Regions from separate parts of the Homo sapiens genome. Here region 1 is linked to region 2. A link is an interaction called in ENCODE POLR2A ChIA-PET data of the cell type or tissue named here. Cell type or tissue: MCF 10A. All regions are shown on one strand. Each heading gives the region's core, and the rest is flanking DNA. Links, peaks and the distances in the headings are about the cores only.

Region 1 (4,399 bases), core at 152-4,151, 58 kb after region 2:
AAAGCAAAACAAAACACACAACATTAAATAAAATTGACCTTGTTCACCAGAGAAGGAAAATCAAAGGTACCATATATCCTTCTTTCTCTACCTACTTCCTATCTACCTATAATCCTATAATCAGGTTTTTCATGCAATTTAATGTATGCAGGGCAACTTTCTACAAACTACCTACTACTTCCTCTGTTGTCTTTTCAGCAATTTTGGTTCAGTGTCACACCCAAAAAAGGGCACACCTCTTTAACACTTTCAACTCTTGAATCAAACACACCCTTATTAAATGTGCTTTTCACATCAACAGTCAGTGTCTGTCATTCAGCTCTGGGAGAGAGCCGGCTCTGGCTCTGGGAGAGAGCAGCACTGCCGAAGGTGAGCTGATGAGAGCTCACCAGGGTATGCTGGAAGGAGGAGGATGAGACAAGGGTAATTTGAGAAGTAAGAAGATTGATATGGTAATGCACACACGGCTACATTTTACTTCCCATATTCTCTTGGTGTATCTATAGAAAACAAAAAAGAAGCAACACTATGGTAAGAAACTAACTGAAGTTTTTCCTTTTCATTGCCTAAGACTTTGTTTTGGACTTATATAGTATTATTAATAACATCAAGTAACTTCACAATGTATTTATTGTCTAGATCTGGTAGTTTTGGGGGGGCTCAAAAATCTGAAGCATTTGTGAATATATGGAATATAGTGGGGGGGCTGAGTACCCTTGGATACTTTGGCTCGAAGCAGAAATAAAAATGTCCAGTATAGGATCTGCTGCTGTCTGTGCTTTTCTAGGTTCTTTAAAATATTACAGGTAATCATTAACAAGCTACTCTCATTGAATATATTTGAGTTAGTTCCATCAGTCATTCTTACAGCATCTATTTTATAGACCCATTGTTGAGTGTACTATAAATAACTTATTTAATCCTTTTTTTCCTTGAGTAAAAAAAAAAAAAAAAAACAACTTTCCCCCCTGCCCCCTTTTCAAATTTCAAAGGCAAAGTGATATTCAACTCCTTGGAAAAAGACTAGTAGGGAAATATTGCTTTGAGAGTAAGGATTGATTTTTATTTTTCTTAATGGTAGGCAAAGTTAGAACTCTACTACACATTCTTTTAAAATGTAGGTTATCTTTCAAATGTGTTCCCAGTGGGTGTTGACGGCCTTCTGCCCTCATCAGCCTGTCCCCATAACAAGTTATTATGTATTGCACATACTTTCCCCAAACAAGATTTTATTTGGACACAAAAATTTATTGGAGACACTGGGCTTCTTACAACCCTGCTATTTAAGAAGTGGTTGGGATTAAAATAAATTATAAGAAATAACAATCCTGTAAACTTTTAAGAAAAAGAAGTTTACATAAGACCTATTAAACTTTGCTTCACCAGTTTGGTCATAGAGGCATAAGTATAAAGCCCCGATTAAATGTTGGGCGTTATTAGCCTTCCTTTTCTTTGTTAATAGTTTAATACTTAACACTTTCCTTATCATTTGATATTTTAGACACAATGGCTTAATAACTACACTGACAAATCATCTTTACACTAAGGTATAAGCTCTTCATCTTCCCCTAGAAATCGTAACAGAATTAATACCTCGTGACTTAAAACCTTTTTTGAAACAATTTGCCAATTTTTTTTTTTAATCTAGGTTTAAGAGCGTCATGACTATGAACCTTCAAAAATAATTTTAAGTTTAATTGAAATTTCTGATATTTTGGTCAACCATCTTATTAGAGACTAATTATAAATATCTAAAAATCTACTAAGCAGATTAACTATAGCCTATGTACATTGATAGGTAAACTTAGGTTGGTGAGAATGGCAGGAGGAGGTATTTTGGCCAGGCTGATCATTTTGAAGGTTGTTTGTCTCTTGAGTTTCTCTGTGATACAAGATAAAGATACATGGCAAGTGCTGCAGGTACTAACAGCGTAGTGGCTAGTGAGACGACATTTTAATTTTCATTCGAAGTGTTGAAATGGGCAGGAACCTGCTGCCTGTGCCTCCAGGTGTAATCAGGACTAGAGCAGGGCAGGAGAGCCTGGCGCACAGGCTTGTCCACCCCAAGCCTGTACAGGAGCAGTGTTTGCAAAACGCAATCCAGAGGCACAAGCCAAGGCAGAGAGAAGGCATCTGAGGCTCCCGCTGCCTGCCAGGAACACTGTAGTAAGAGGGTGATGAAATATTTCACTTTTCAAAACCGAAAGAGCAGGAAATTTCTCACCATCAGCCCACTCCTGACACATATAGTCCTAACCTCTGCCACCCTCCCCACCCCCCATGACACCAGCCCAAGACAGAATCTAATGGAATGGGTGAAGAATAAAACCAAATTCCATACGAGGGGAAATCAGGCCGGTCTTCCTGAAGGTAGAAAGAAACTGAGTGGGAAAAGACATTCGATGTTGCATGAAAACCCTTACAAGGATAATTTTATAGAATATATTCACCCCAACGAGAGGAAGTGTGAACTGCTTCCAAGTTCAGCAGTTCGATGTGGCTTTTTGGGCTCTCCTGGAACTGTCCTTCATGGCTCATACTCCTTGGTCTCCATGGTCTATTTCCTGTCTTTTACACCTGTCGGCCTTCCCCCTGCACCCCTTAGTAGCAGGCTCTGCTTCCAGCTCTTTCTGTGTCTGAGGGGACCTGCCTTGTTCATCCCTGTTCATGTTTACGTGTGTGTGCACACATGTGTGCGTGTATGTGATAGTCAAATACAGCCCAAAGGAACAGAACAAGCAATAGAAGAAGAGAAAGAGCACAAACATTACTAGGCATCTTCTAGTCCCACCAGCTATGTGTGACCGTTGGCAAATCCCTTTTCACCCTGCAGTTTTTTCAAATGTGAAATGAAGATAACAATTATCACCTCACATGACTGTTATAAAGTACTTGGCACATGCAGGTTCTTAAGAACTGTCAGCTGAGGCTGGGCGCAGTGGCTCATGCCTGTAATCCCAGCACTTTGGGAGGCCGAGGTGGGCAGATTGCCTAAGCTCAGGAGTTCTAGAGTGGCCTGGGCAACATGGTGAAACCCTGTCTCTACTACAAATACAAAAAAAAATTAAAAATAGCTGGGCGTGGTGGCGCACGCCTGTAGTCCCAGCTGCTTAGGAGGCTGAGGCATGAGAATCGCTTGAACCCAGGAGGCAGAGGTTGCATTGAGCCAAGATCACACCACTGCACTCCAGCCTGGGCTACAGAGCGAGACTCCGTCTTAAAAAAAAAAAAAAAAAAGTCAGCTGAAATAAATCACAAAAGAGGAAAAACTGAAAGGCCAATAGGTATATAAAACATAGTCAATGCCATTAGAAACCAAAGAAATGCAAGCTACCTAGTTTTGCAAAATATAGCTTACACTAGAAAAGTGTATGAACATACAAATAATGACTAATTATAAAGCAAACACCTGTATTACTAGACATAATTCAAGAAATAGAATATTGCTGCCACCCGTTAAGTCTCCTCCTGTTGGTCTCTCTGATCAGGTTTTGATCACAGTCCCTAAAGACACAATCCGGAACGCCATAATCCCGAATGGGGTTGTGATCCAATCCCATTAGGAATGTATCTTATGGAAATAATTAATGATATGGGTAGAGATAAGCCAGGAATACATTTTCTGCAGCCTGTGATACGTTAAAAATAATATAAATGAACAACTGTAGCAATTGTGGTATATCAGCATAATGGAATTCAATGTGACCATCAGAAATATTAATATCGGTCACACCTGTAATCCTAGCAGTTTGGGAGGCTGAGGTGGGCAGATAACTTGAGGTTAAGAGTTTGAGACCAGCCTGGCCAACATGGTGAATGACCATCTCTACTAAAAATACAAAATTAGCCAGGCGTGATGGTGAGCACCTGTAATCCCAGCTACTCAGAAGGCTGAGGCAGGAGGATTGCTTGAACTCAGGAGGCAGAGGTTGCAGTGAGCCAAGATCATGCCACTGCACTCCAGCCTGGGCAAAAAAAGTGAGACCCGTCTCAAAAAGAAAAAAAATAAATATAGAGGTATATTTATTGGCACGAACTCAGTGAAAGGACAATATACCAAACAACATATACAAAATGATACTGTGTAATGCCCTGGGGAAAAATAAGCCAAGAAAAAAAATAGTAACAATGATATTTTGGGATGAAAAAATTAAGGATAATTTATATATTTTTCATTGTAGTTATTCATATATTCTGACTTTCAAATGTAAATTTTTTTTGCATTTTTTTTTGTTTGTGTGTTTTTTGTTTTTTGTTTGTTTGTTTGTTTGTTTGTTTTTTGCTTTTTTGAGACGGAGTCTCTCTCTGTCTCCCAGGCTGGAGTGCAGTGGCGTGATCTCAGCTCACCGCAACTTCCGCCTCCCGGGTTCAAGCAATTCTCCTGCCTCAGCCTCCCAAG
Region 2 (4,399 bases), core at 135-4,134:
AATTGCTTACTAAAAGACTGTAGCAATTAATATAACCCCCCCCACCCCCGAGTAGTATGTTAAACCATTGGACATTATCAATTTTAAAATTGTATCCCAAGCCAGGTGTAGTGGTGCACACCTGTAGTCCCAACTACTTGGGAGGCTGAGGCACAAGATTCGTTTGAGACTGCAGTGTACTATAATTGCACCTATGAATAGCCACAGCACTCCAGCCTAGGCAACAGAGAGACCCACTTCTCTAAAAACAAAACAAATAAAATTGTATCCTATTGTTACTTTAATTTGCATATAGGGAAGTTGAAGTTGGGAAAATATTTTCATTAACCCTTTATTTCTTCAAATGCTTTATTTTTTTCATTTCCCTTGTTCATCTCATTGGGTTTGCTAATATTTTTCTTATATATTTATATGGTTTCTTTAGCATGGCTCTTAACTAATCATCAGGTATATTTGCTGAAAGTATTTTCTTGGCTTGTTATTGCCTTTAATTTTTTAATGTATGGAAATTTTTATTTTTGCATAGTAAAACTACCAATATTTTTCTTCTTCTTTTCTTTTTCTTCTTCTTTTTTTAAGAGATAGCATCTCACTCTGTCACCCAGGCTGCTGGAGTACAGAGGTACAATGTTTGCTCACTGTAACCTCAAATTCCTGGGGTCAAGCAATCCTCCTGCCCCAGCCTCCTGAGTAGCTAGGACTACTGGCAAGCTCCATCACACTCAGCTGATTTTTGTTTGTTTCGTAGAAACAGGGTGTTGCTATGTTGCCCAGGCCGGTTTTGAACTCTTGGGCTCAATTGATCCTCCTGCCTTGGCCTCCCAAAGTCCTAGGATTACAGGCATGAGCTACTGCACCTAGCCTTTCTTTTTTATTTCTCTCATTGCTTTTAATCGTAGGAAGTTGTTTTCCTTCCCTTCTAATATGCCATAATACGCTCCTAATCTTTATGATTTGATGTTTCTGCATTTAATTCTTTAGCCACCAGGAATTATCTTTGATATGGTATAACTTGGCTGGGATTTAAAGGAATGGACGATATAGAGATACACAGTTCTCTTTAGCTCAGAGATTCTCTCTCAGTACTTCTTGATTTTATTTCAAGGTTTCTTAGTTCCTGAGACAGCACCTTTTTATGTTGGGACTTTTGGTGTCTTTGGAGTGCCTGGATGACTTTAAAGGGCATGTACATCTTTTTATTTATCTTTCTTCCTTCCACAGGGCTTAGTAGAGTGCTTTACTAAGAGACAGCCCATTCTACACCTCCCTGGAAGAGACTGGCACATGCCAAGCCTCATTTAAAAACTACTCTGAAGGCCAGCGTCCCTAAAAAGATCTCTTCCTCTGAGTTATTACTGATGCCAGAAATACCTGTTATTTCATCTCTGTGTTAAACGTTGCCCTCTCCTCAAGCTGTCTTTTAGAATGCACATTCACGTTGGGGTAGCGTGGTATATTAGTTTCCTGGGGTAGCTATAACAAGTTGCCGTAAACATGGTCACTTAACAGTTTTTTCTCTCTCACAGTCTGGGGGCTAGAAGTCCAAAATCAAAGTTTCAGCAGGACCGTGCTCCTTCTGAAGGCTCTAGGGAAGGATCCCTCCTTGCTCTTCCTAGCTTCCCATGGCTGCTGGCAATCCTTGGTGTTCTCGTTGGCTTCCCACTGCGTCACTCCAGTCTCCTCCTGCATTGTCACAGGCGTGTGGCTCTGTCTATAAGCAAATAGTAAATCCATAATCCATATGTGTTTGCTTTCCCATAACATGCTTACATTTTAAGCAGAGAATCAAAGTTTTTGCATGGTATTTCTTCGGTTGATCAATATCTTCCTTTTTCTACTAGTAAAACAGATAAACTATTGATAGGAAAGTGAGAGGACAAAATGAATAATCCATTGGAATGATTCATGTAATGGTTTGATGTCAAATATTTTCGGTTTTCAAAAATAAATGAGTTAATAGTAATTGCAGTTATGTGATTTTCTCATATTTAAAGTCTAGTAGCATAAATTGTAACTGTTAAATTTGGTAACAAGAGAAAAATATGGTCAGGTGCAGTGGCTCATGCCCGTAATCCCAAAATTTTGGGAGGCTGAGGTGGGAGGATCACCTGACCCCAGGAGTTTGAAACCAGCCTGGGAAACATAGTGAGACCTGGTATCAATTTACTTAAAAAATGAAAAAAAAAAAAAAAAGAGAAAAATATTTTGAGTGGTTCCCAAGTGAGGAAAACCTAAGATTTTCTTCTTTTAAAGAAAAAAACGGATGACAGATTGGGAAATTAATTTTGCTAATAAAATATTTTGATCCTTTTCAGTAAAAAGCAACTATCAAAGCTGGGAAAAATACCAATAGCCTTTATTCTTCCCTTTTAAACAATGTGTGAAATAGAAAATTTTAATAAAATTTAATTATCTCCTTTTTAATTTTATGAATTTCTCATTTTTAGAAGCATCTTTATATGTCCTACCATTATTCAGTTTATAAAAAATAAGTTTGTTTCCTTTTTGAATTATTGTTAATATTCTTTAAAATTTGGTACAAAGACAATATGAAGATATTTTAACTGAAGAATATGAATACAGTGGTTCTTTGTGTTAGATTGTGCCCAATTTTCACAAAGTGAAAGTTTCTACCTTCGTCTTGACTGCAGGAATAAAAATCTCCTGTGAGCAGAGATTGTTGACTCAAGAGTCCTCATCATTCTACCTGATGAGATAACACTCCCTAATTTAAAATATTGTTAAACAAAATAAATATTTTCTTGGGACAGAATGCTTTGTGGTTTAGTGACTCAACTCTCTCTGTACTGGAAGCCTCAACCAGTGGCACAAGAAAAAAACTTGTTTTGTATCATCCCTGACTGAAAAAAAAAAAGCATTTGTTTTATACCCACTGAGTACAGGTTATAGAGACAGAAGGTGATATGGTTCTTAGCTCCTAAAAAGCCTATGATTAAATTGAGAAACTGATATATGTTCCCGGAAAACCTAGATGAACACTTACTAAATAGTACTAGGTGCAACTATATGAAATTGCCATATTTGACTGGTTTTGACCTACAAAAATGGTATTTCATAATGTTGAACCTCGAAGTTCAAAACCACTTACTTTCTCTCCCCTGCATTATGCACATCCTTCAGTTCTCTGTGTCAAGAGCTGTACAAGAAGCCTGTGTTAAGCCTGGCAGTCCCAGCACCCAGCCCAGGGAAGACGTGGGGCTGGTGGCTTTCCCCTTCCAGGGCTGTGCACCTGCTGTGCTGCCTCTCTTCTTCTGCCCTCTACTCTCCCTCAGCTACATTATTTCCACATATAGAATTTTCCTTCCTTTAAAGCACATCCTCACCTTATTTGAAGCACTTTCCTTTCTTCCTCTCTCTCTCTCTCTCTCTCTCTCTTTTTTTTTCTTTTGAGACAGAGTCTCTCTCTGTCACCCAGGCTGGAGTGCAGTGGCATGATCTTGGCTCACTGCAACCTCCACCTCCTGGGTTCAAGCAAGTCTTCTGCCTCAACCTCCCAAGTAGCTGGGACTGTAGGCGCACACCACCATGCCCAGCTAATTTTTGTATTTTTTTGGTAGAGGCAGGGTTTCACTATGTTGCCCAGGCTGGTCTCGAACCCCTGATCTCAAGCGATCCACCTGCCTCAGCCTCCCAAAGTGCTGGGATTACAGGTGTGAGCCACTGCACCCGGCCCCTTTCTTTTTTTCTTTCCATTCTTTGTTTCCCCTTTCATTCCATTATTAATCACTATCACTCAGTTGATGGCTGTAAAGCCTAAAAGTAAAGCTAGTGATGCATTTGTGTGACGGAAAGGGAAAAACCATGAATCTTGATGTGAAATTAGAAATAATAATCATCAACATGTGGTAACAACAAAAGCTCTGTAAAGTCATGTTACAGCCTGTGAAAAATTCTCCACCCACCATCTCTTTCTGATGAAACTGATGTTTCTCAATAATCCCTATTCTTAAAAAGAGAATAATCTACACTTGAGAAAAATAGACACTATTTCTCACACCATTTTATTGCTTTCTTTTTCTTTTTAAAAACTAGTATTGAAACAATTCTGTGATTTATAACGATGTCCTTTTCTTTTTGCTGTAGTGTAATATTTCAGCTACATGAAATTGACTTTTAGGGGCTTATGAAACAGGATTTATTACAATCAGGGAAATCTTGGAGGAAGTGAATTTTGAAATTAGACTTGATGGAATTTGATAGCCAAAGATTACAAAGAGGAGAGGCAAAAGCATTAATAGAAAACCCAAGCAAAGACATATAAATAATGAAGCAAGTTGTATGTATGGGAAGGGCAAACAAATCTGTCTGACCACAGCTGGAAGTCTGAGGTGGAGGGAGGGGAGAAGGAGGTTAGAGTGGTATTGGAACACCCTTAGGG

Evidence for each region. ChIA-PET counts read pairs that join two places held together with the same protein. Peaks named below come from ENCODE experiments on the same cell type or tissue, not always from the same donor. Only the 100,000 strongest peaks of a DNase experiment are listed, where the experiment ranks them.
Region 1: POLR2A ChIA-PET joins it to region 2 with 5 read pairs; 2 of 35 experiments call an interaction of 5 or more read pairs at or near these places.

Annotation. Positions count from the first base shown.
Region 1 is chr6:106,494,882-106,499,280 of GRCh38, forward strand. All of the region lies in intron 2 of CRYBG1 (crystallin beta-gamma domain containing 1), which reads left to right. All of the region lies in intron 2 of LOC101927405 (a long non-coding RNA gene), which reads right to left. Among named protein-coding and RNA genes, the nearest start is that of RTN4IP1, 130 kb to the right of the region's middle. In MCF 10A, for the core only: no CTCF peak of the experiment used is centred there; a DNase peak (open chromatin) is centred at 2,120.
Region 2 is chr6:106,436,874-106,441,272 of GRCh38, forward strand. All of the region lies in intron 1 of CRYBG1 (crystallin beta-gamma domain containing 1), which reads left to right. Among named protein-coding and RNA genes, the nearest start is that of CRYBG1, 78 kb to the left of the region's middle. In MCF 10A, for the core only: no CTCF peak of the experiment used is centred there; no DNase peak of the experiment used is centred there.